2 separate regions of the Homo sapiens genome follow, and region 2 is linked to region 1. The links are chromatin loops, found by intact Hi-C in ENCODE. Cell type or tissue: endothelial cell of umbilical vein. All regions are shown on one strand. Links, peaks and the distances in the headings refer to the core of each region. The heading gives the core; the rest is flanking DNA.

Evidence for each region. Hi-C counts contacts between places; a loop is a spot of excess contacts. Peaks named below come from ENCODE experiments on the same cell type or tissue, not always from the same donor. Only the 100,000 strongest peaks of a DNase experiment are listed, where the experiment ranks them.
Region 2: a loop joins it to region 1, with 4 times the contacts of the local background. A loop is called at or near these places in 3 of 110 quality-filtered maps.

What each region holds. Positions count from the first base shown.
Region 1 is chr3:44,231,047-44,241,514 of GRCh38, reverse strand. No RefSeq gene overlaps it. Among named protein-coding and RNA genes, the nearest start is that of TOPAZ1, 5.6 kb to the left of the region's middle. In endothelial cell of umbilical vein, for the core only: a CTCF peak has its summit at 5,393 (motif pointing right); a DNase peak (open chromatin) is centred at 5,494; H3K27ac peaks cover 397 bases.
Region 2 is chr3:43,748,332-43,758,799 of GRCh38, reverse strand. No RefSeq gene overlaps it. Among named protein-coding and RNA genes, the nearest start is that of ABHD5, 63 kb to the right of the region's middle. RefSeq lists an enhancer at 4,356-5,555. In endothelial cell of umbilical vein, for the core only: no CTCF peak of the experiment used is centred there; a DNase peak (open chromatin) is centred at 4,869; H3K27ac peaks cover 1,112 bases.

The DNA.
Region 1 (10,468 bases), core at 1,536-9,535:
ACTCAGATGGGCAAACCAGCTCATCGCTCCTCACAAGCTTGCTCCTTTCACATAGGTGGATGCGCCACCATGCGCCTAATTGTTTAAGCCAGAAACCTAGAAACCATCAGAGACAACCTTCTTTCTACTTCATCCCTCACATCCACTTTCACTAGATCTACTTGACTGTATTTTGTTTGTCAGCCACTCTCCCGTTTGCCATTACCGTGGCTCTGGCCCTCAGACTTTCTTGACTGACCTACTGCATCAAGCCTCTGAATCCATCCTTGAGCTATTCCAGTCAAACGTCCACCTCCTTGCCAGGCCATGCCTCTCCGATGACAGGAGATCCTAGCACTTCTCAGTTTGACCCTTCATGAACTTCTTTTGCTCAAAGACTAAAACTAACAGAAATCCAAACTCTGGTGTGGTATCTGTGACCCTATCTGATGTGGCCTCTGAAAAATTAACTAGTTTTCTCTTACTGCCACTGTAGGGTAAAAGTTGTGCTTTGATGGAAAACTACATAGAAGTCACCCTTCTGAATTATCTGATTCTGATTCTATGGGAGTTATTTTACAACTCTGTAAATTATAGATAAGCGATAGCAACACAAAATAACGGTCTATAGAAATCCAAATTCTGTCCAATAGAAGTTTAATTGACTTCCCATTTTCACTGTGGAAGAAGCTAGTTTTGCCTCCATTTCCACATTCACTTCATTCCTGGTCTAGAATGTTTGTTGTTTGGACTTACCCTTTGAACCAATGTTTATAAAATCTGCCTGATGGGAGAATATAATCTTTAATACATGTTCATCCATGACAGCCATTATTTTCTCTTTTTTGAAAATTATCTCTTATCACCACACATAGCCTGCCCATAAGCCACGTTGGACTACTACCTGAAGTTCCCCAGATTTCATATACTTTTGTTATGCTTGTGCTTCTGTACCTGACAGTCCTGGAAAGTCTTCCTTTGCTTGTCTGCCTGGTAAACTACATATTTCCCCTTCAAGATTCATGCAAGGATCACCCATCAAGGAAGCCTTCCTGCAACTGTTCTTGCACTTTGAGGGGTAAAGTGTTCCTTCCTGTCTGCGAACACACAGTTCAACTATTTACTTGTGTGTCTCCCTTAGTAGCTTCCTTCCAACCAAGTGCAGATACCTTCCATTAATCTTTGCTTTCTGTGTGTTTAAAGAAGGACCTGGTGAATTTGAATACAATGCATTAAAGAATGGTAGGTATGATGCATAGAGTGTGACTAATATGGCAGTTTGGATGAGAAGCTCAGGTCAAGTATTCTGAGGAGCTTTTATAAAATAGAACTTAAGTAAAAGAGGTGTAAAAGATACAGAAATTATCCTTGTTTCTTTCTCTTTGTAAGTACCCTTAGTAAAAGGAAAATCAGTTTAAGACTAGCAGAATTTATAAAAAGTTATCATAAGCACTTCAGGCTCATTCCACATTCACTTTATGCCTCACTTTATATATCACTTTCCTCATCTGTAAAATGAAATAGTGTGTCCTCAGAGTTCTCATGAGAATTAGATGTGCCAATATTTGTAAAGCAGTTAGAATAATGCCTAGTTGATTATAAACATTAAATAGATTTGTTAAGTAAAAACTTCAACACACACACACACACACACACACACACACACACACACACACACTCTCTCTCTCTGAGTCAGAGTCTCACTCTGTCACCCAGGCAGGAGTGCAGTGGTGTGAACACAGCTCACTGCAGCCTTGATCTCCTGGGCCCAAGTGATGCTCCCACCGTAGCCTCAGGAGTAGCTGGGACTACAGGTGTGCATCACCACACCCAGCTCATTTTTTTTTTAATAGAGATAGAGTCTCCCTATGTTGCCCAAGCAGGCCTTGAACTCCTGGCCTACAGTGATTCTCCCACCTCAGCCTTCCAAAGTGCAGGGATTATAGGTGTGAGCCACCAGACCTGGCCTCAATATATATTAAAAGGTAGACTCTATAGAATTCTGACATTTACTACCTTCAAAATAAACATTGCTACTAGGATGTTAGTAAAATAAAGATAAAAATTCAAGAGTCCGGCCTCTGGTCTGAACCTGGAGCCCACTGGCAGGCACCCACTGCCTTCGGCCCACTTTAAGGACAGATGGTGTTAAAGTTGGTTATAGGCCCAGGAATTTGAAACTTTTATGACCCATAACTGTCAAACAATTTGTAGAACAGGAATGAGAAGAACTTAGTAGCATAGGAAATTCCAAAATCAAGTGCAGTCGTCCCTCCCTATCTGTGGGTTCTGCATCTGCAGATTCAACCAACTGTATAACAAAAATATTTGGAAAAAAAAAGAATAAAAATACAAAATTAAAAAACAATGTAACAATTATTTACATTGTATGAGGTATTGTAAGTAATGTAGAGATGATTTAAAGTATACAGAAGGATGTGGGTAGGTTATATGTAAATACTATGACATTTTATGTAAGGAACTGAATCACAGATTTTAGTATTGAGAGAGGTCCTGGAATCAACCGTCTGTGGACATTGAGGAAGGACTGTATACTTAGGGTTCTGCATAGTAAAATTTTAGTCTTTATTACAGCTTTTAAAATCCTCACACCAAACTGCTTTCAAATGGAAAACTTGAGGTTAGATGTCTTTATAAAAAGTTTCCATTGGATCTTCTGTTCTATTCTGTGAAATGATTATCATAATTTTACTTATTATGCATGGCAATATCTGGAGAGGGAAGGCATTATCATTTATCAAAAAAGACTGTCTTCCTAGTGGGAGACCTCACATACTTGGGAAACCAGAACATGGAGCAGAATGTTTACTCATAGCTATTGGGTTGCATCTCAGCCCACACAGAGATGACCTTCTATGGGTGCCTAAGAGTCCCTTCTCTTCTAGTCCTTTCCCTTTTCCTTTTCTACCCATGTGCTCTTGTCCCTGCATCCTGGCTGACAATATTGCCCAGCCCTTGAAGTCAACCTCAGGGTCACCACTTCTCCAATGTCCTAGTTCTATCCAGAAAAGAGGACAGCAGAGCTACATTCTCTGCATTCCACAACTCTAAGTTGTAGATTATTGATCCTCTGGACTAGCTACATAATTTATGGGCCCCAGTACAAAATGAAAACTCACACAGCCCTTTGTTCAAAAATTAAAAAGTTTCCCCATTTCTTTGGGTCTTCATTTCTAAAGGCTTCTGTGTCATGTAAAACTTAAGGAAGTTTGTGAGCTTTCAGCCAGGCGTGGTGGCTCACACCTGCAATCCCAGCACTTTGGGAGGCTGAAGCAGGAGGATCGCTTGAGCCTAGGTGTTCAAGACAAGCCTGGGCAACACAGTGAGACCCTGTCTCAAAAAAGAAAAAAAATTAAAAACTTTCAAGACAGTGACAGCAGAACATTAAACCAAGTATGGAACCCTGTGCAGCTACACAGGCCATGTCCCCATAAAGCTGACCTTGTAGATTCATGTTCTATTTATACAAACATCTATAAGACTAACAGTCCTCTCTATTGCTAATATTTGTCAACTCTAACATCATAACTTCTATCCTTTATTATGCCAGTCCTTGGCCAGTTTGCAGTTAGAGCAATTCCATACCCTTTTTCTGCCCTGCTATGACTTGCAGGGGCCAGCTCCTGAATCTGCATTTTCCACATTCCTGGGTCAGCTGGCTTTGAGTGAGACTCGACCAATAGAGAACCCTGGCAGAATAAAGAAGGGAGAGTTTTCCCACATTGCTTTCTGCCTTGAACTGCCTAGCAGACCACTGGTACATCTCCCCTGGGGCTCCATTTCTTGCTGGAGGGGCTCTCTGTGGGGGCAGCTTCGGCTATGTGCCTTGAGGTCCCTTTGCCGCTCCAGCCTAGAAGTGGTAGTTGCTTTCTGCTGTTATTAATATCTGGGCACCACAAACCTCATTTGATTTCTCAGTTCTTCTATCCCATTCTCTGAAGTACATGCCTGTTTTGTTGGGAGTGATGAGGTTCAGAACATGCTACCCCAAAATATGGCACCTTGGCATTTGAGAAAACAGCAGAAGCAAGGTCACTTTCACCCTCCCCTGCCCTTTTGCCCTGAAACAGGCCATAAAATCCAGCTGACTTTTTCCTGAAGTAGGCCATAGACCCTCATTCCAGAGGTGCCCTTCCTATTCCTGGAAGAAAGCAATATCCTTATCTCTGAAGACACAGGGACACAGAGAAGAACGTGAACAAACAAGTCTTGCTAAGCTCTCCCCAGTTTATTACCATTAGATCACACCCCCTTTGTCCAATTATACTTCTGTACAACTGTCCACTCTTTAAGCATAAAAATACGCAAGTTTCACCATTTCTTTGAGTCTTCATTTCTGAAGGCTCCTGTGTCATGTAAAACTTAAATTTGTGAGCTTTTCTCTTGTTAGTATGTTTTTATTATAGGTGCCTCAGTCATGTACCTAGTGATGATTATGAAAATAATTATCTTCTCCCCTATGGAAGGAAATATTTTTTCATCCTTCGATTTGGGTCCAGTGTTTGGGGGTCTGCAAATTAACTGACAGTAGACATATTAATAGGAGAAAAGACAAAATTTGTGTAGTCACTCTGGATCCTTTAGATGAAACGGCTACTCAATCAGCCAAAGATAGTTTATATATCCACTGAATAAGGAGAAAGGAGGGGGAGAAAGGGCTTCTATGGAAGAACGAGTGGAAAGTTTGGTTCAGATGAAGTTTAAGCAATTACTAATTCCATTGATAATAGTCTTTTTTTCCGGCTGTAAATCATTCAGAGAGGGAATTATGGTGGCTGGTATTTTCTGGGAGGTCCTGCTTAACTCAGCAAAAGAAGTTTAGATAAGGTCCGCCCGCCTCCTGCCCTCATGGCTGCTGTTTGTTCAGATGGTTTTAGCTTAAAATAATCTTTATGCCACTGAGGGGCATTTTAGATTCCTACAGTTTAAAATACTTAATTTCTTTTTTCCTGGTAAGAGAGCCCCCTCTGTAGCTAAAGGAAGCTGGAAGAAACAGTGTGAAAGCAAAGACTTGTTCAGTCACAGTGGCAGAAGATGTTCTTTCACTGTCTTGAAATTGGCGTTTAAATAATGCAAGAATAAATTTTGTGTTCTCCCAAAACATGGTCACTTATCTTTTCTGCTAAACATTCCCCACATTTTCTCCAAGTTTGGCTTCTTATTCAATTTCTGATTGTAAATCATCTGCCTAGGAATATTATCCAATCCAATGTTCAGCAGACAATAACATATCGGTATCTCTCAAATGTTAAAAAAAATTAGTGATCCTATTTTACCTTGGAGAAAAATGAAAGGTTTCAAAACCTGCCACTTGTCTCAAGTAATTTTACGTCTTGAAGTCCAGACTTCGGAATCTCAATTAACTTTGTATCCACTAGAGGGCCCCAGATCAGAGCCGCCAACGATGACTCACCCTCTTTCCTCAGGCTGCAGGAACTCCAGGCTCTTTAATCTTAAGAGCCTCTCTGATTGTGTCATTGAGTCGGAAGAACTCAATTACTCAATGTAATAAGTCCAAAATGGAACACAATAGGAATCTGTGAGCAGAATAGGACCTTGAAATAATCTAGTCTAACCTCTCCGTTTTGCTCCTGAGAGGCAAGAGCAGCTAAGTAATTTAAAAACGCGGTGAATTAATCATTTCCTAAGCGTTTCCTCTTGGTTGCTGCCTAGCCGCCTGTGCTTCCAAACTGACCATTCTCCAGGAGGCAAGAACCTCTGGTCTGAGAGAGACGGAAGCAAGCTTATTCTACTGCTTCTGCACCCGCCCCACACCTAAGAATGCCTAAGGTGGATGTGCCCATACTCTGGCATCTCTGGAAAGGATCTTGTAATATTTATCCCTCTCAAATTTTCAAGTTGGGGCCGGGTATGGCGGCTCAGGCTTGTAATCCCAGTACTTTGGGAGGCTAAGACGGGTAAATCACTTGAGGTCAAAAGTTCCAGACCAGCTTGGCCAACATGGTGAAACCCCATCTCTACTAAAAATATGAAAATTAGGCCGAGTGTGGTGGCTCACTCCTATAATCCCAGCACTTTGGGAGGCTGAGGCAGGTGGATCACTTGAGGTCAGGAGTTCGAGACCAGCCTGGCCAACATGGTGAAACCCCACCTCTATTAAAAATACAAAAATTAGCTGGGCATGGTGGTGCACGCCTGTAGTCCCAGCTACTAGGAAGGCTGAGGCAGGAGAATAGCTTGAATCTGGGAGACGGAGGTTGCAGTGAGCCGAGATGGCGCCACTGCACTCTAGCCTGGGCGACAGGGCGAGACTCCATCTCAAAAAAAAAAAAAAAAAAAATTCAAGTTGGATTAGGGCCATCATTTCAGTGTATTATTTTGTTTGTTTGTGGAGGAGTAAATAAAGCTAGAAAAGATGAGGTATGGGGTAGTGGGGTGTTCCAAAGAGTGGCGTGTTCCAAAGAGTGGTGTGTTCCAACAGGAGATCACAGAATGTTTGACCCTGAGGCCAGCCTCTTCTCAGGAGGGGCTGTATATTGAGCCAAAGTTCAGGGACCTGGAGGAAGGAGAGAAGCTGAACCAAAGTGTGAAACATGCATTTTGTTCCAATTGGTCAGTGGGGACAAGTAGTTCAGCTAATGATTTATGAAGCAGAGTAAGATTGGTGTCTGGCCTCGTCATAGATAATTAAGGTGAGTATCTGTGAGTCTTATCTCAGTTACATGGGGAAAGGTGGTTCTTTGCAGTAAGCTGTTTCTTGGAACATAAGGGCAGGGAGATATCTTATCCTTCCCTTTTCCAGGGTCACAGGGCACAAGTAAAATTCAATATTGCTACCACTCTACAATGGAAGTTCCCTCCCATGCACTTTTCCGGTTTGATTTTCCTCACGACAGTGCCATATAGTGTACTTGCTCATTTTCAGTCTTCCCCAACCCTTAGCTAGAACAGGGCCTTTTTTCATGCCCTGCTATATCTCTATTAATGAAAACAGTGCCTGGCACACAGGTGCCAAGTAAACATTTGTTGGCTGCGTGGGGCCTGTAATTTTTTTGGAGGGGTTGTGGAATAGCAGGACTGTCAGGGTCATGGCTCAGGAAGCTGATCTGGAAGGAATGTGCAGCATTGTAGGAGGAAACCAACTTCCTTGGGGAACCCTCTCCACAGTCCACGTGGGAAGGATGAGGACTGTGATAGAGTGAAACACTGACAAATGAGGTTACAGATTCAAGGGATCCTTAGGAAGAAAAATTTCTCTTTGAGAGCCAAGATAGTCTTATTTCAATCTCTTAAAAATTGATAAATAATAATTGCACGTACTTATGGGGTACAATGTGATGTTTTGACATATGTATACATTGCAGAATGATTAAGTTAAATCAAGCTAATGAACATATCCATCGCCTGATATATTTCTTTTTGTGGTATGAAATCTATCTTAGCAATTTTGAAATATACATTATTACTAACTATAGTCACCATGCAGTGCAAAAGATCTAAAAAACTTGCTCCTCTTAACTAAAACTTGGCACTCTTTGACCAGCATCTCTCCATCACCAACCCCCTAGCCCACCATTCTAATCTTTGCTTCTGTGAGTTTGACTTAAAAAAAAAAAGATTCCACATATAAATGAGATCGTGTGGTATTTGTCTTTCAAGAGTGTCATATTGATCTCTCTTCTCTCAGCACCTAGCATGATGCCTTGCCACTGGTCAGTCCTTAAAAATAAATGTCATGATGTCTCCATGGATATTCAGAGGAGTGTTGGGAAGAGTTTGTATATATCTATATTGAAGAACATCAAGACTGAAAACAAGAGCAAATGTGCATCTTAAAAAGGGTATAAAAAGGAAAGAATTCCCAGCCCTGGCATTGTCTTCAATACTTACTTTCCTTTGAAGGAGAACTGTATTGACAGAAGAACATCACATATTTGGTGGCACCAAAGAGCTAGATTGCTTTCTTCTGTTTCTCTAAGATCTATCTTTCAATAGCCACTGCCCATGTAGCCACCCCTTATCCCCACAGCCTGGTCAAAAGCACTGACACTATCAGGCAACTTATAGTCCTAGGCCTCACTTGTCACCCCTCAGGATATATGCCTTCAACAGTAATGGTTGTCTTAGACTTGGCACACATGGAAGCAGTGTAGACCGTGGGCTCTGGTGCCAAACAGCCTGGGTTCAAATTCTGGCTCCAGCATTTACCAGCCCTGTGACCTTGGGCTAGGTATATAATCTTTATGCCCTAGTTTCCTCCTCAGTAATAGTAATACTTAACTCATCCAATTGTCCTGAAGATTAAATGTCAATGTAATAATGCTTGGCATGAAGAAAGCACTAAATGAAGCGTTAGCTTTAGGAAATCCTCTTTTAATAATTGTACTGTGTATCTCCAGTTTACTAGTGAAGTTCTATTTATATTCAGCACTCTGATCCATGTCCATGCCAAGAGATTCAGCAAAGGGCTGAGAGAAAACACTGTCTTGTATGCATTAGTTTCTAAGATTTTACATGATATGCCAGCATTCATATCTTGACACACTGTAGAATGCATACCTGCACCCCCGACCCCAGCCCCCAACAACATTCCCTGGTCCTTTTCTCTTATCTAATTCACAGTCTCTGGTATGGACTTTTTGCATGAAACACAAGGCGTAAGTCAATGGATGCTGACTTGGTGGGAGGGGGAGCTTCCTATTTCTCAACGCTTAAAACCTGGAACACCCAGTGATGTCAGAAATTTGTCCTTTCAGTCAACATATACTTATGAAGCAGCTATTATGTTCTACATCCTGTGCCCAACCTAACCCTTAATGCAACATAGTTCAGTAAAGAAAACAGATGACAAATAACTTCACGAGGTTCCCTTCCACATAGAGTTGAAAAGAGGGCTTGCAGGCTGATCCAGCACTTTTTCTCACATACTGCCTGGCACCTATTGATATAGTGTGGCTTTGGTTTATCCAGGAAGTGGCTAAGCCAGCATTAGGTTGAAAAGGGTTACATGTTCATGAGGCAATTCAAACTGTACAGAGGCACATAAATTAAATTAAAAAGTGAAAGTCTTTCCTCCAATAGCTTTTCCCAGAGGTAACCACTCTTAGGTTGGGTGTCCACTTCTCCAGATTTTCTATAGATGTACAATTAACATATATATATGAAACATGTACAATATTTTGTTTGGATATAAACTTTCCTCAAAACAAAGCAGTTTCTATTGTTGCTCAACTTGTCTGAATTTATTTTTCCCCCAATATATTTTGTGGTTTTTTTTTCAGATATTGATTTACAAAGTTTTCATAGAAATTGTAGCCCTCTCTTCCATGACCCAAGCAAATACTATGTGGAATAGTGCTATGTAAATAAAGATTTTTGATAACCAAGGGAACGGAAGGAGCAGGGAAGATATACAACATTTTTACTATTTTTCTCATTGCAGGGACGACTAATTAAAAAGTTAGAAATAAAATTAAAATATGATTAAGTTTGAATTCATACTTAATGATTGTGTTCCTGTGTTCCTGATAGTTCAATTTTCAGTTTTATCCATTTTTATTATTAATTGTTTAGGATTCCTATATCTTCCTAAGAATTTGCCATTTTATCTTTATGAAACATCCCTCTATTTCTGGCAATACTCTCTGCCTCGATACTACTTAGATTCCTTTTTTTTTTTTTTTTTTGAGGTGCAGTCTCGCCCTGTCACCCAGGCTGGAGTGCAATGGCGCAATCTCGGCTCACTGCAACCTCTGCGTCCCAGGTTCAAACGATTCTCCTGCCTCAGCCTCCCTAGTAGCTGGGATTACAGGCATGTGCCACCATGTCCAACTAATTTTTGTATTTTTTAGTAAAGATGGGGTTTCACCATGTTGGTCAGGCTGGTCTCGAACTCCTGACCTCGTGATCTGCCCACCTTGGCCTCCCAAAGTACTGGGATTACAGGCGTGAGCCATCTACTTAGATTCTTAAAAATAGCCCCCTGGCATTCTTACGGTTAGTGTTGGTATATAGTTTATCTTTTGTTATATTTGTTTCTGTCATTTCCCTTTAACCTGTCTGTAGGCCTCATGTAATAACATATAGTTGGGTGTTGCTATTTTTTTTACCTAGTTTGACATTCTCTTAATTTAATCTCTTGAGGATTTAGCCTTTAGGCTTTATTTATTTATTTATTTTTAGATGGAGTCTTGCTCTGTCATCCAGGCTGGAGTGCAGTTGCCCAGTCTCAGCTCACTGCAACCTCTGCCTTCCAAGTTGAAGCAATTCTCCTGTCTCAGCCTCCGGAGTAGCTGGGATTACAGGCATGTGCCACCATGTCCAGCTAATTTTTGTATTTTTAGTAGAGACAGGGTTTCACCATGTTGGCCAGGCTGGTCTCGAACTCCTGACCTCAAATGATCCGCCCACCTCAGCCTCCCAAAGTGCTGGGATTACAGGTGTGAGCCACTGTGCCCGGCCTTAGCCATTAATATTTAAAGTAATTACTGATATGGTTGGATTAAAT
Region 2 (10,468 bases), core at 1,041-9,040, 480 kb after region 1:
ACAGCTGTGTGACTACACCCAGAGATGACCTTGTTAACCATTTTTCTCAGAGTCCACAATCTCCAGTGGAATCTGTTTCTCCCTGGTTCTGTAACAGTCAAGCCTTGTGTTTCCTCCTCATAATTTTGCAACCTGATTGTAACAACAGTCCTCACTAACACATCCTAAATACAATAATGCAATTCAAGCAAGGCAAGTTCAAAAACACTTTCCATTTGGAAGGGGGTGAGGTTGATAAATCTCCAGAACAGCCCCTTAATCCAGAGCAAACTTCATCCAAGGTTACATGGCAGCATGGGCCCCCTTCCACAGCTGCTACTGAAGGGGAGGATTCTTGTGGATAATCAGGAACATGGTGGGACCAGAGAATTCCACAAGCATCACTGTTGACTTGTCTCTCTGGCACAGGGGGAGTTCTTTGGTCAGCAAACCTGGCTTCCAGATAGGTAGGGCCCATATCTTAGTTCTTCTTTTTTCTTTTTTTTTTTAATTTTGTCTTGGTGCTTTATACACTGTTTCTTATAGTGTTTACTAAGACACAGTCTCTGCCCACAATGAACTTTGGTACATTGTGAAAATATCATGTGCAGAAGATGGAAAAAGTGCAGAGTCTCTGCACTTGGTGTTCAGAATGCAGAAAAGAAAGGAGAATGGCTGAGGTATGAGCTGGTTGCTGCTGGTTGGTGAACAGATGCCATTAACTGGCAAGGAAGAGGCTGGTGTGGACTGCAGAGCTGGTGACACCTTAAGCTTTTTTGCACTTCCAGGGGGCCAAGCAAGGCAGAAGCAGTCATTGTTCTTTTCCCTGTACCTGTCTCCTTCAGGACAGGCACATTTGGCTGAGCACAAATAAGAATCATTTGCAGAAGAGCTCTAAGAGAGGAAGGAGTCCAAAAACCTTTGACCTAGGATTATGACTCTCACTGAAAGTTGTAAGAACTGACCTTTGACCTAGGATTATGACTCTCATGTAAGATGTAAGAACTGAGAGTCATTGCAAAAAGGCTGCAAGATCTCAGATCTGCAGGACTGTGGGCTGTCTCCTCTAAATGCAAAGAACTGGGGCCTAGGTCTCACGAGATAAACATCAGTGATGAGGGCAGTGGGCTGGTGGCGAAAGAGGCAGAGAAAACAGCAGCTCTGGTAACTGCTATTTTAAACACTTTTATTAAAGCAACAAAAGAAGAAGAAGAGGAGGAAGAGGAAGAGGAAGAAGGAGAAGAAGAAGGAAAGAAAGAGTGAGCTCACATAGAAAGCTTAACCTCTATTAAATCTTAGAGGCAGATTAGAAATAATTATAAAATTCGATACGCACAAATGGGAATGCATAGGTTTAAGGAGTGAGTGGATTAATTGCACATGACTCCAAACGTGGGCTAAGGAGGTAGACAAGATGCCTCTTCCTGAGTGTGTGACTTTAAGGAAGCTTCTTAAGACCTCCAACTTCAGTATCCCTGAGGGGAAATCTTTAAATGGAGATAGTGGCACCTACCTCCCAGGGTACTGTGAACATTAAGTAACTATTGCCTAGCAAGCCTTTGGTAGAATGTGTGGCACGTAGTACATGCTCAGTAAAAAGTGATTGACGTTGCTGTTCCATGAACTAGACAGGCTTTAAAGTCAAGTTCCAAAAATATCTGAGTGGTATCCACATCTTCAAAATGAGCAGCCAGCCTCTCAGCATGGAACCCTTTGAAGGAGCCACACTGGCAGGTAGGAACAGCCATGCTGAAGGGCTCAGGGAGCAGGAACCGGGCCACCTGCACAGGGAGGGTTTCCTTCCACTTCAGAGCAGGTAAATGGTTTCACTTCCCATCCAGCTCAGGTAGATTGATGATGGCTACCAGGATTTCAGCCCCAACAAGGATGACAAGGCAAGGGTCCTTCAGGATGGAGTAGCCATGCCTTTCATGGGGACAGGAGAAAGGTGGGTTGACTTAATAGGCTACAGATCCAGAAGTTAAATTTGTGCCATTGTTCGGCATAATCATAGTATTATTTAGTGAGAGTTCACCATGTCTGAGCAGTAATTGTCAGGGTGCTTTACATTTATGTATCATCTTATTTGATCTTACATCAATCCTGTGAAGAGGGTACATTATAATCCCCGTTTTTCACATGGGTCTTACGGACTAAGTCAACTGCTTGAGGTCACTTGTAGCAGATTCAGCCACTGCCCAAGTGTTGTGAACAACAACTCCCATGTGCCTGGCTTCTGTCACTTTTGAGAACAGCTGCCTCTGACTACCAGGGTCTACTTTGCCTACCCACAAGAGTCTGGGGTCCTTGGGAATTTAGGTGTGCCAGGTAAGCCCTGAACCTTAGACTGTTGGGTGCAGGGCTATAAATGTTTCTAGCTCCCTTGCCTTTGACAGGCACACTCAGGTGTGGTCTCCACTGACCCCAGAGCTCCACCAGAATTGAGCCAAGTGGGAGCCTTTCCTCCTCCTTCTATGGGACTGTGTTCGATGCTGCCCCTTTGCACCCTGCCTGGCCTCCTTCCCTTCCTGGCCCCACTCTCCTGTCCCCCTATTGTATTTTCCTAGGAGTATTCTGCAATGAAACACTTTCGTGCAAAGGTTTATCTAGTGGTCTGCTTCTGGGAAAACAGACCTGCGAGGTCACTTGGTTGTAAGTGCCAGAGCCTGAGTTCAACTCAGGTTCACGGTGTAAACTGCCTCAAAGAGAACCACCCCACCAGAACCAGTAATAATAAATGTGCAAAGACGGAAGACCTAAATAGAATTCTCACCAATGCTCGGGGGCCGAGTCCCAAGCAAGGCCTGGCTGTGAAAGCTGTGCCTGCCGACCACCTGAGACTTGAATATCCTGCGTGGAAGCCCTACAGACTCTGGTGTGCCCTCTGCCACATCCCAGCATAATCCTGGTGGAGAAAGTCATTGGAATTTTGGAAGCTAGGAAGGCTTTCCTTAGCCTGGTAATTATTTTTTCTTCCAAACCTCTATGCAAAGAATGTAAGTTAACTGATTAGGCTAAGGCTCTGTGCATCCTGTTGTTCTCTTTTCTGCAGTCATTTGGGTCTTTGTGTATCTTTGATGTGTGTGAATTAACATATTCTGCAGCTCCTCCCACTCACCGAGAGAAGGGGAAAAGATACCAGCCACAGCCCTTGCAGCTGAAACAAAAAACCTGAGCCTGGGTGGAGGCCAGAGGGAGGAGGAGGGCTTTTCTCCCTATCTCACCATTTGGGAGAATTTTCCCTAGAACAGGAAAAATAAAATAGTGTTCTTGTTCATGAATATTGCAGGTAGAAAAGAACACACTCTAGGGTATGCCTGAAACTCCACTCACCTTGTCTCCCTGGAAATGCTGAAGTCCATGAGTCCCAGGAAGGACCTTCACTCAACACTTCCCTAGCCTCCAACTCTCTTCCAACCCAGCCTCACCCCTGCACAGGGAGGTTTTCCTTCTACTTCAAACCATCTTTATATCAAGGGATGGTTTCATCTCTCATCCAGCTCAGGTAGATTGATTTTTTATCAATCCAGAGAATTTTTATGGAAAGAATGTGAAAGTTGCACCTGGGTGAGATGAGCTAGAGATCAGGGGAGGGAAGAGGACATTCTAGATTGGCTTCAGTAAGAGAAGAATGTAGACTCTTTCTTATTTTACTTGGAGGAAATTTTCACTTGCAGAGCTAAAGCCAGGTTCTAAGTTCCTCTTTGCTCATGCCAACTCAGAAGAAAGCACCCCTCAGAGGGGACAATGGCTTCTTCCCACAGCAGGTACCTCTACAGATTTACTTCACTGGTGGAGGTCTGCACCAAGAGCAATGCAAGCAAACTTCAACCAGACAGATCCCTGATCTTGCCTTGCTTACACACGCTGAGTACAGTCCTCTCTCGATATCTGCAGGAGATTGGTTCCAGAACCTCCTTGAAAACTAAAATCTGCAGATTTCTCCTCAAGCCCCTGATAGAAAACAGAGTAGTATTTGCAGATACCTTATATACATCCTCCCCTGTACTTTAAATCATCTCTAAATTACTTATAGTAGTACCTAATACAATGTAAATACTATTTGAAGAGTTGTTACACTCCATTGGTTTTTTATTTGCATTATTTTTTTCCAAATATTTTTCATCCTGGTTGAATTTGTAGATACGGAGCCCATGGACACAGATGGCTAACTGTATTTTGTTTGCTGTTCCCACTCAAGAGAATGGAGCAGAAAGATGAACACAGCTGGGACAATGACAGCAGCATTGCAGAGCTCACGTCAGCCCTGTACTACCTCCTGAGACCTCTCGTTATGGGAGAAGACAAATTCCTTTGTGCTTGCACTACCCTAGCAGGAATGTGTCACACACAGCTAAATGCAATCCCAACTAGGACACTTGGAATATGGCAACTCACAGCTGGGGGCTAACCCATCAATGTGTCTTGTTTGGGCAGCACAGTGTTTTAAGTAATTATACTTCAGACATGGGAAACTTCATTCAAAATCCAGATTTCTGGCTTCTTTGGAAAAGCTAAAAGGTACAGAAAGATTGGGCTTATACTCCCATGAGGCACACAGTCCCCCTGTCACTCCCTCTAATTAAGGGGAGGCTCAGTTGCCCTTTATCATCACACCTGAGCTGATGTTCGCTTGGCCTCCACAGATGTTTGGGTTCATGCCATTTGGGAATGAGCACAGGTTTGTTAGTTGGCCACCTTGGCTCTGTGTCAGTTGTGCAGCACATCTTTGAGCCCCTATTTCTTAATAGATACAACATGTACAAGAAGCGAAGGTGTTGGCTTAAGGGAGAAAATGCCAAAGTACTTAGTATGTTATCTGCTATTTCAAAGAGCCCCCAAGAAATATTAGCTCATTTCCTCTCCTCTGCAGATTTGAGATATCAATTTTCTTGTGATTGAATAACTCAGGAATGTGATGGCTCACATGTGACTTAAATACTACAGCTGTCCCTTCCAGAGGTGACACTGCCAATTTAGTGACTAAGCTCAGCTTCTGACTACTGACTTAAAGGAGGGTGCCCCTGCAGGGTCCCCATCACAGACATTAGAGTTGGATTTTGAACAATTCAGTTCAGTGAACATGGGCCTACCATAACCAAAGGGTCCATTTTCTGGTCTCCCTCTCACCCTGGGACACTTCCCTGTGTCCTTGTCCATCAAGCCCCCTTAGGCTTCCTGAATAATATTCTTCTCCATAGAAACCTTCTCCTGACAGCTACAAAGACTTATTTGCACTGGGAGCCTCTTCTACAGCAGGTAAGGCCAGCAGGCTGAAACCTTCACACCTGGGTGCCTTGGCCGATGTTATTCTCTCTGCAGGAATGCCCTTCTGGTCTTCTTCCGAGAAAAACAAAACAAAACGAAAAACTGCTGATTTGTGCAGGGCACGGTGGCTCACGCCTGTAACCCAGAACTTTGGGAGGCTGAGGTGGGTGGATTGCTTGAGGCCAGGAGTTCAAGACCAGCCTGTCCAACATGGTGAAACCCCATCTCTACTAAAAATACAAAAAATTAGCCAAGTATGGTGGCACACATCTGTAATCTCAGCTACTCAGGAGGCTGAGGCACAAGAATCACTTGAACCTGGGAGGCAGAGATGGCAGTGAGCCGTGATCGCACCACTGCACTCCAGCCTGGGTGACAAAGCAAGACTCTGTCTCAAAACAAAGAAAAAAAAAAAACTGCTGACTTGTTAATGCCAACTCCTACAAAGTTCTGCCTTCACCTCTTAGGCAGAAAGACTTGCTCCTCCTTCAGAGTCTCATTGCCAACTGAGCTCCAGTCACATGACACAGCAGTGAGTCTAGTAGGAAAGACAGTACTTTAATATACCCAGCAACCACTCAGTGTCAGGAGCTTAGAAGGTGTTTAATAAAGAAGATGGAGGTCTGCTCGCTGACTGGCTGGTGGACAGGTGGGCTACTTCTACCTGGCGGCCTACTTCTACCTGGCGGCAGATAGCCAGCAGGGAAGGATTTCCAGGCCAGCCTTACCCTTTACCCTTGCCTTTCTGCCTTCTGAGATCTTCTTTCCCTGAGGCTGGTGGGGCAGAAAGCAGCTGGACAGCTGCCCACATGGGGAGTGGGAGCAGGGGCAGCAGCCCCCCAGAGGTCTGCCTATCACAGGCCCCACCCTGTCCAGGGGCTTTCTGCCTTTGCTGCCTCTCTCTTCCCTCAGAGCCTCACAGCCTCCCTCTGGTGACGAGCTTCCCATTACATGGAGGAGGCATTGCACAGGCGCCCACCTGCTTTCCCCCATCCTCTGAGCTCTGTGTCTCCGTTCTCCCCTCACTCCTGTTCCTGGAGATGGACCTTGCCAGCTATGGGAAACTCCTTTGCCCTAGGTCCCGTATTCCCTCTCGCTCAACAGCTCCAGCAATTCTCCCCAAGCCCTCTGTTGCCCCCACGTCCTTCTCCAGGTGTTGCCTCCTCTGTCATTCCTTTGCATCAGAGTCCTAGGAAGGCTTATGTGCCCTCTCTCTAGCTCTCCTCCTTCCAATCTTTTGTAAATGTACTGAATGGTTGAGAGTATCAGTAAGTTAATGGCAGTCAGCCTGTACCCTGGCCCCTCGCAAGTCCCCAGAAACCTCCCCTTTGCTGGTGCCAAGATGACTCTCAGGCCTTAACTTACACTCCCAACCATTCTGTAAATTTCTCCTTCCTCCTGTCTGATCCTTTCTTCACTTGGCTTCCAGCACCCCACATTCTTGGCCTTCCCCCTCCCACTAGCCAATTACCCCTTCTCACTCTTTCTCTGGTTCCTCCTCATCCCTCTAACATTTACACATAGATGAACCCCCGGAGCTCTGTCTTTGGACCGCTTTTCTTTTCCATTTATAGAGCTCAACTAATCCCATGGATTTAAATGCCGTTTACATGGAGTCTAGTACACTCTTTTTATATATGCAGCTACCTACCAGACATCTCCACTTGGGGGATGTATCTGTCAGGATAAACTAGATTATGATGCAGAACAAACAACTTCAACACCTCACTGGCTTAAAATAACAAAGGCGCGTTTCTTGTTCGTGCTACCCGTCCACCACAGGGCAGCTGGGGCTTCTGTGAATTCTTATCATTCAGGGGTCCCCAGGCTGATGGAGGCTCCACTTATCAGCAGCCATCTCAACATGAAGCACTCTCCTAGCCCTCAACACACAGCAAACATGTCTAGCTAGTCTCCTCTCTGCCATGACCTTAGGTAATTTTCAGAAAGGATACATACATACATGCACAAATAAATGTCTACTTCATAAACCTCACATACAACAATGCTCACCCATAAACAACATAATTAACAAAATTTTCACAGCCTCCTCCACCTAAGATGGAATTATAACAAAGTCTTGTGGGCCTCCAGCAAAAGAAGGTTTTTCTCCAGGGAGGTGCTCATAATGTTTAACAACCAGCTCTCTCAGAAACCAAAAAAAACCCCGATTTATATTGTTTGCCAATTACCATAGTGTAAATACCCCCACCATGGCCAATTTCAAGTCAACATGAGTTTAACACCCAGCTCTCAAATTTACTGAAAATGTAACCATTGGCTTTTGTGAGCTGGTCTGAGCCAGCCACTGGTTTCATCCCAAACTTTTCTTTACCACATCCCTTGATTTACTCTCCAGAAAAAAAAGAAAAAAAGAGCAAAGAGAGGAAATATATGCCAGGCACTGCAACAACACTGTGTGCATTATTTAAGACCAGTGTTAGTTAGTATATTGTTTCCACTGCTTTAACAAAAAGACTCAAAATCACTTGTACACCAATGCTCATAGCAGCATTATTCACAGTAGCCAAAAATGTGGAAACAACCCAAGTGTCCATTGACCAATGAATGGATAAGCAAATGTGATACATTCATACAATGGAATATTATTCAGCCTTAAAAAGGAAAGTGATTCTGACACATGCTACAACATGGGTGAACCATGAAGGCATCACGCTAAATGAAAGAAGCCAGTCACAAAAGACAAAAATTGTATGATTCCACTTGTATGTACCTAGAATAGTCAAATTCATAGAGACAGAAAGTAAGATAGGGATTATCTGGGGCTGGAAGAGGGTAAAATATGGAGTTGTTATTTAATGGATACAGAGTTTCTGTTTGAGATGGGAAAAACCTATTCTGGAAACAGATCATGATGATGGTCACACAACATTGTAAATGTACTTAGTTCTACTGAATTGCATGCTTAAAAATTGCTTAAAATGGTAAATTCTGTGTTATGCATATTTCACTACAATACAAAAATGAAAAAAAAAACTCAAAATTATGAAGGCTTAATACCATTTCTGCCACTTATAAAAAGCTGAGTAGGTAGACCAGGGCTGGTAAGGTAACCGCATGATTATCAGACCAAGGCTCCTAGTACCTGGTTCCTCTGCCACTCAGCATGAGGCTTCTCCCTCATGGTCCAGATGGCAACTTCTCTTTTGTTGTTGTTGTTTTTTTTTTTTTGAGACGGAGTCTCCCTCTGTCACCCAGGCTGGAGTGCAGTGGCACGATCTCGGCTTACTGCAGCCTCCGCCTCCTGGATTCGAGCAATTCTCCTGCCTCAGCCTCCTGAGTAGCCGGGACTAGCGGTGCTCACCACCATGCCTGGCTAATTTTTGTATTTTTAGTAGAGACAAGGTTTCACCATGTTGGCCAGGCTGTTCTCAAACTCATGACCTCAAGTGATCCTCCTGCCCTGGCCTCCCAAAGTGCTGGGATTACAGGCATGAACCACCGTGCCCGGCCCAGATAGCAGCTTCTACTCCTAGAATCACATCAGCATTCCAGCCAGCAGAAAGAGAGAACACTGGAAAGGGAAGCATGTTCTTACCTTTCAAGGGTATGGCCTGGGTATTGCACACATCACTTCCACTTTTATCCCAATAAGCAGAATTTATTTATTTATCTAATTAGCCAGGCATGGTGGTGCATGCCTGTGGTCCCAGCTACTTGGGAGGCTGAGGTGGGGGAGTCTCTTGAGCCCAGGAGGTGGAAGGTACATTGAGCCAAGATCATACGATTGCACTCCAGCCTGGGTGAAAGAATGAGACCCCATCTCAAAAAAAAAAAAAAAAAAAAAAAAAGAACTTCTTTCTCTAGCTGCCATAGAGGCTGGGAAGCACAGTCTTCAATCCACACAGTATTTGTTCAGCTAAAAATTCTACTGCTCTGTAAATGGTGGGGGGGGGGTGGGGGAGGCATAGATATTGGGATATAGTTAACAATCCCTATCAAAAGCATAGTAACCCTATGAAGTAACTCCTATTACCCCATTTTAGAGATTGAGAGACCAAGGCTCAGACTAGTTAAGTAACTCACCCAACGTCATTCTAAGTGAATGGCAGACTTGAAAAACCCTTTCCACTACATTATGCTCACTCCCTCCAGGAAGTAAAGTTCATCTGCAGTTCCCTCGGAGACACTGCGAGAGAGAGGGTAGGCTGGGAGCAGAGGGTGGAGGTAAGGGAAGCCACACTGTAGCTGAGCCCACAGACTCACCCCTTGTGGCATTTAGGATGATAGATATGAGGGGACATGGAGTTGCTGAGTGGCTGGAGTGCAGTGCCGTAGGCTCATCACTGGCCCGTGAAAGTCACTTATTAAATGATCAGAAACGTTGTGAACCAGTGGTTAAACACAGCCATTGTAAAATTAAATTTCATAAACTTACAATTAAATAAATTATATTAAAAACAAAGGTAATAAATACCCAAACTCATCACTTCTTAATTATTTTACTGCGTCTTACTGTCTTCTATGCTCTTAAGGGTCTGGTATCTATTGTGTCTTGATGGTGGAATCCTCCCTGATGGGGGCTACTGCCCAGCTCCTCCTTACTCTGTGCTCAGTGACGTCTCCTGGATAGCCTGATATCAGCTGTGGGGGAAATGTTTACAACACAGAAATCAGCAGAGACTACAGAACAGAGGCTTCAGCCACTTCCTAGCACAAGACTGCATACGCATATACAGGCGGTATAACCGGGATCACTGAGGAGCCTGCAGGTTGGGCTGAGTAGAGAAGGCCTGCGCTCCTTTCTCTGACTGGCTCCCCATCCCTCTTCTCTCCTGCATTCTGACCTCTGTTAATAAAAAGACCTCACTTTATCTTTAAGAGAATTTCTGATACACAAAGTGTTCAGGGATTGAAGTAGACAAATAATTTGGGTTAATGTGCATATCCCTGTTGTCACGTGGTCCTTGGTAGAGGGCTTGTGGGGGGTCCACTGTGGCTCCCAAGCCCCCTCCACCCTACCACAAGCTGCTGCGCAGGTGGAGCGTCCCCACTTTTCCCAGAAGGTGAAGCCAGGATGGAGGAGGAAAGGCTCCTGTAAACAATGGCTCCCTCTGCCCTTTGAATGGATAATGTCGGTTTCCCTCTTGGAAATGAATCAGGCAGCCACGTGGTATCCTCTGCCAGCCCTCTGCTGCTTTCAGTATGACATGCAGGCAGTTGGGGGCTGGAGAGTGAGGGAGGTGAGATGCACAGCCAG